2 separate regions of the Homo sapiens genome follow, and region 1 is linked to region 2. Evidence: read pairs that join two places in POLR2A ChIA-PET (ENCODE). Cell type or tissue: PC-9. All regions are shown on one strand. Links, peaks and the distances in the headings refer to the core of each region. The heading gives the core; the rest is flanking DNA. Region 1 overlaps GLCCI1-DT (GLCCI1 divergent transcript). Region 2 overlaps RPA3 (replication protein A3).

Region 1 (2,929 bases), core at 329-2,828, 260 kb after region 2:
TTCTTTCTTTCTTTCTTTCTTTCTTTCTTTCTTTCTTTCTTTCTTTCTTTTCATTTTGTTTTTTTGCAGACATGGGATCTCACTCAGGCTGGAGTGCAGTGGCACTATCATAGCTCATTGCAGCCTCAAACTCCTGGACTCAAGTGATCATTCTGCCTCAGGCTCCCAAATAGCTGGGACTATAGCCATGCACCACCATGCTTGGCAGATTTTTAAATTATTTTTTTAGACACAGGATCTTAATATGTTGCCCAGGCTGGTCTCAAACTTCTTGTCTCAAGCGATCCCTCCTGCCTCAGCCTCCCAAGTTGTTGGGATTACAGGTGTGAGCCACAATGCTTGGCTTGAATTCTTAAAAAGAACTTATGATGTAAGTTCTATGATATAAGTAAATAACTCGGGTTGTACTTGTAGGCCATCATGACAAGGATGACTGCTTTTCTGTGCTGTACTTATTTCTTGGTTCTGATTCTTTATCTTACTTAGAAGCAGCTCCTTCATTGTTTCAAGTTGCTTTCATTAATTTGAGTCAGTTTTACTTCTATGGTGTTATCCATACACTCTTTCTTTTTTGTTACTTGTTTTGTTAATTTTGATTACATTTAGAGGCAAATGAATTTATGTGCACTTCCCTAGATCAAGGTGAAACCATGACACATCTATGTGGTAAAGTATAGCTATGACATAGAAATAAAGGGTACCTCTTTTTAAGCAGTTTTCTCCTAATGTAAGTCCAATAGTGCTGAAATTGTCTTCAGACTTACAAGTTTGAGTAGATTTTAGTATGTCATCTGTATGGATTATGAATTTGTAGGCTTTGGGTCTGAAAGCTGTAATTATCAATGTTTGAAAGACATCTGTGAAGGTGAGGATATGGAGACAATTAGCCAAAAGTTAGATATATAATTACCACACCCTGCCTTCCTATCAGGAACTCTGGATATTTAAAACAAATTAGGACCTTTAGACAGGCCCTTCTCTTATCAGGGTGCATCATCGGGTTGCCTTGAATGTAGGTAATCAATCTCTTAGCCAGTAAGTGTCCTCTCTTGCATATACTATTAGCTCACAGGTCTTTCAGAGACCAACGTGGAAAAGAACCATGCCTCTCAATTACATCCCTGGCTCTTGCTACAGAGGGAATTTTTATAGTGAAGAAAAAACACTGGGGAAAAAAGTCACCCAATTTTTATAGTGAAGGAATCAGAAGACCTGGCTTCTACTTCTAGTCTCTCATGTGCTATCTGTGACCCCAGCCAAGGTTGTGGGCCTCCATTTCCCCATCTGTCAAATGGAGACAGCATACATGTTCTAACGTCACAGAATTGTTGTGGTGATACAAAAAAGTCATAGATCTGAAAGCGCTTTTAAAAGTTCTGTGAAGTTTCTATAAAACCCAGGAAATTGGGAAAAAATCATGCAGAGTCACATCATTTCCTTGGAATTTGGAACATTTGTTTCTCTTCCCATCTGTGACTAAGTACTACACATATATGTTTTGATATTTATGAAACCATTGAGTACATAGTTACACTATGAATAGTTACGACTGGAAGGTATTGAGAAAAATGACAAAATTCCTTGTTATTGATAATTAACAAAGGAACTAATCCTTTCAAGGGTAAAGCTACTTAGACCTGGCTCACAGCACTTATGCTCTAACTGATTTTCTTTAAAGAAAACTCCTGAAGAGTTTTCTAAGAACAAGTGAAGCAAGATTGGACCCTGAGTACGGAAAGTGGGCAGCTAAAGCTTCTTTCCTCAATAACAAGTTTAAGTGCCTTATTTATTTTTGTATTATTAAGTGACACTTGTGAAAATACTTTGTTGAGTAATGATGCTGTGGCAAAACTAAAGTTTATTTAGGACACTGCTCCGCCCAAGGTGAGCAATTAAAGCAGGTATGTAAACCTGCTCCCCTGGGCTCCTCCACTCAACCACTTAAGTAAGTAGTGCTAGAAATGAAAAAGGGTGTGGGGCAAGATACATGGCATGGCTGGGGGTGAGAAGAAGTTGGAAGGGGAAGAGGAGGCCCCATGAAAGAATGAAAAAAAGTGTGAAGGTTGATAGGGAATCTATAACTAAAAATGGATTCTAACTGATGACTGATATCACTATATCAAGTTAATACAAATTGAGATGGCATAAGATTGATTAAAAAACAAACAACAAAAAAATTCTTTTTCCCGCATGGTATAATAATAACCACCTTATTTTAAATGTAGCCAGGAAGGGTTGTGTTTGTTCATGTGATCAGGTTTCCTCACTTCCCACACCTGGGGAAGTATCGGCTAATATTGATTTAGCACTAATTTATACCTGATGGTCAGGATCAACTAGAATGGAGAAAAACTGGTACAAATTAGAGGGGCTTTGTGTTCCCAGAAAGCAGTTTGGGCTGCGACTATTGTGTATCAATACAAATCACTTTTTCTAGGAGGAAATGGAAATAAATTTTTCAAGGACCCGTATCTATTCTCAGCTGCTGTACTGCTAGTGTGCTCAAGATTTTGTTTAAATATGTTAGGAATGGATAAGATCAAGTTGCATTCTTATATTTTACTATGTTAGTTTATTAATCTGGGAGCTAAGCAAACCAGAAGCAGAACAGGCTTTAAAATATCTGACTCATTATTATATTATACATAATAACTGTTAGCTAGTCAGGTCCATTTCCCTTTTCCTCAATGAAATTTGCTATAATAAAAAAAATCTATAACCTAGTCTTATATATTTAAACACCACTGTAGATTATTTGGAACCATAGAATTAGATACCAATCATGTAAAATGAGTAGACCTCTTAGATTTTTTAAAAAAAATTCTACAGGTAGAATTTTAAAAGGTGTTTTCTTTTGGTAATTTCCATGAATTGATGTCAGGTATCAATGTTTCTATGTATTTGGCTGAAAATGGAGATAATATTTTGG
Region 2 (2,929 bases), core at 101-2,600:
AATAGCTGTAGGAGGAAAAACATTTACCTAAGGACCATATGATTACAGGTAATTTAATCTTTTTTCTTCCTGTTGATTACTTATATCTACTTCATTATTCTGTAATGAACAAGTATTACTTGTATAACTCCAAAGTCAAAAGGAACCCCAAAGGTATATATATGTCCCTGAATTCTTGAATCTCTCAGGGAGCTGTAGTTCTTCTAAAAGCAGAAGTACATTTTACTATTACTACTGAAATTGTACTGTGCTTCTTGTTTCCAGTATACAATTCACCAAACATTTACTAAGTAAATATGAATAGTTACTCTTAAAATATCTTTATCTATCTATCTATCTATCTATCTATCTATCTATCTATCTACATTATTTCGGTAGACTTAAGGCCAATGTATAATATAGGAAAATCTCATCTGAAACTTTCCCTTCATTCTGCAATAGCTTAGTAATGTATAGACTTTCCAAGGGGAAAAGATGTTTTGGGGGAAGAAGTTAACCAAATTTTTATTTGGGTTTCTCTCTCATGTTTTCCTGGATGTCGATAGTTCTTTTATTCTCAAAAGAGCTTCATGAAACTAGAACTTCCAGTGTATCAGGAGGCATCCTTTAAACATTAAGGTCTATTTTAAGGTGAAATTCTACTATATTTTAAAAATTGTTTATTTAAATTCTATAACTTTTAGTGGATTGCACAAATTTATGCCTTGTTTATTTTATAATGACTTTATTACAATTTTAATAATTTAGCAATATTATATGAACGTGAAGTTTTATATCCTTCTTTAAATATTTTGTAAGATGTTTATGTGATATTTTAAGTTTAAACTTATAAACTCTAATCATATTAACACTACTTACCATGAGTGTATGTAATAATTTTTCCTCTGTGGTGGGTTTTTATATTGTTAATAAAGTTATATTTCATATTATCTTAAAATGGCAATTATTAAAAAGAAGAGCTTTCCCTCTGAGGACTGAGATCTCTCTTTTTGTTGCCATTATTGTCAGTTGTTCTGGAATACTAATGCTTTGTTGATATAAGGCAACTGAGTTTTTTTCAACTGAGTCATTAGACACTTGAACAAGAGCAAAGCTTTAGATTTTTCTCCATACCTATAGAGGGGCACTATGAAGTAGTTGGAAATTTGTCTGTGTGAGTCATATTTGAGCATTCCAAAGAAGGAATGAAGCATGTTTTCTTTTTCTCCTCATGACTAGTGATAATTGAGTATCTTTTCTTGTACTTATTGGTAACTTTTTATTTTTAATTTTTATGAGTATATAGTAGGTATATATATTTATGGGTTATATGAGATTTTGATACAGGCATACACATATAATAATCACATCAGGGTAAATGGGATATCCATCACGTCAAGCATTTATCATTTTTTTGTGATACAGGCACTCCAATTGTACCCCCTCAGTTATTCTAAAATGTATAACAAATTATTGCAGACTGTAGTCACCCTGTTGTGCTATCAAATGCCAGATCTTACTTATTGTATCAAACTATGTATTTTTGTACCCATTAACCATCTCCATTCCCCACCCCACCCCCACCACTGTCCTTCCCAGACTCTGGTAACCATCATTCTACTCTCTATCTCTCTGAGTTCAATTATTTTAATTTTTAGTTCCCACAAATGAGTGAGAATATGTGAAGTTTATCTCTCTCTGCCTGACTTATTTCACTTAACATAATATCTTTTTTCCATCTATGTTGTTGTAAATGACAGGATCTCATTCTTCTTTATGGCTGAATAGTACTCCATTGTGCATACGTACCACGTTTTCTTCATCCATTCATCTTTTGATAGATACTTAGGTTGATTCCAAATCTTAGCTATTGTGAATAGTGCTGCAATAAACATGTGAGTACAGCTATATCTTTGTTATCCTGATTTCCTTCCTTTTGGGGATACACCTAGCAGTGGGATTGTTGGATCATACGGTAGTTCTATTTTTAGTTTTTTGAGGAACCTCCCTACTGTTCTCCATAGTGGTTGTACTAATTTACATTCCCACCAACAGTGTTTGAGAGTTCCCCTTTTGCCATATCCTTGCCAGTGTTTGTCATTACCTTTCTTTTGGATAAAAGCCATTTTAACTGGGGTGAGATGATATCTTGTTGTAATTATGATTTGCTTTCTCTGATGATCAGTAATGTTGAGCACCTTTTCATATACCTGTTTGCCATTTGTACGTCTTCTTTTGAGAAGCTCGCTGTTTCCAAGTAGAGAAAATCACTGTTGCTGCCAACCAAGTAGCCGTGCAATAATTTGTTTACTTGCTGTCAACATTTTCCCCACCACAGTTTATCTCATAGAGAATTCTCAAGCCCAGCCAACTTTAAGATTTCATTTGTAACACAGAATGATTATGTTATATTAGATAAGAAAGGCTGTAGAGAGAGAAAAATCTCCTAACCTTGTCTTTCTGTCTTTTCTAGACATAATACGTTGATTTTTTTTACTCTGATTCTGTCCATTTAATTTTTATTACATGTTTCTCAACCATGGTCTTTCCTTGTTACTTTCAGGCATAGAACTTCCTAAATGTTTAGTCTCAGAGCAAGAACACTCAAGCTTTTCATGTTCTTTGGCACTAGCAGCCGTAACACATTGAATTTCTGGCAGTGGAATTTCTACTCACAGGATCTGACCCCTCACACCATGGCCCTGAATTAAAAAAGACATTGCTTCTGAGCATATGCAACTCAGCAAGGATCCTCAACAACTTGTGTCCTATGTAGACCTAGCATCTTTAATATCTATGTATGTTGGGAATTATCTGTCAATGTGTCACCTTTAGGTTCTTTATTTTTCTACATCTGTCTTCTGTGGTCATAAATGCTGATTATAAGTTAAGCAGCAGTGTGCACACTACATCTTATGCACTAATGGTTGGATTTAGTATCCAACCATGG

What was found. Peaks named below come from ENCODE experiments on the same cell type or tissue, not always from the same donor. Only the 100,000 strongest peaks of a DNase experiment are listed, where the experiment ranks them.
Region 1: POLR2A ChIA-PET joins it to region 2 with 5 read pairs; 6 of 35 experiments call an interaction of 5 or more read pairs at or near these places.

The regions. Positions count from the first base shown.
Region 1 is chr7:7,955,160-7,958,088 of GRCh38, forward strand. GLCCI1-DT (GLCCI1 divergent transcript) reads right to left here. Exons shown (of 5, transcript NR_110018.1): 3 at 702-857. Among named protein-coding and RNA genes, the nearest start is that of GLCCI1-DT, 12 kb to the right of the region's middle. In PC-9, for the core only: no CTCF peak of the experiment used is centred there; DNase peaks (open chromatin) are centred at 1,512 and 1,892; H3K4me3 peaks cover 999 bases; H3K27ac peaks cover 2,184 bases.
Region 2 is chr7:7,692,974-7,695,902 of GRCh38, forward strand. All of the region lies in intron 2 of RPA3 (replication protein A3), which reads right to left. All of the region lies in intron 2 of UMAD1 (UBAP1-MVB12-associated (UMA) domain containing 1), which reads left to right. Among named protein-coding and RNA genes, the nearest start is that of RPA3, 24 kb to the right of the region's middle. In PC-9, for the core only: no CTCF peak of the experiment used is centred there; a DNase peak (open chromatin) is centred at 1,098; H3K27ac peaks cover 1,270 bases.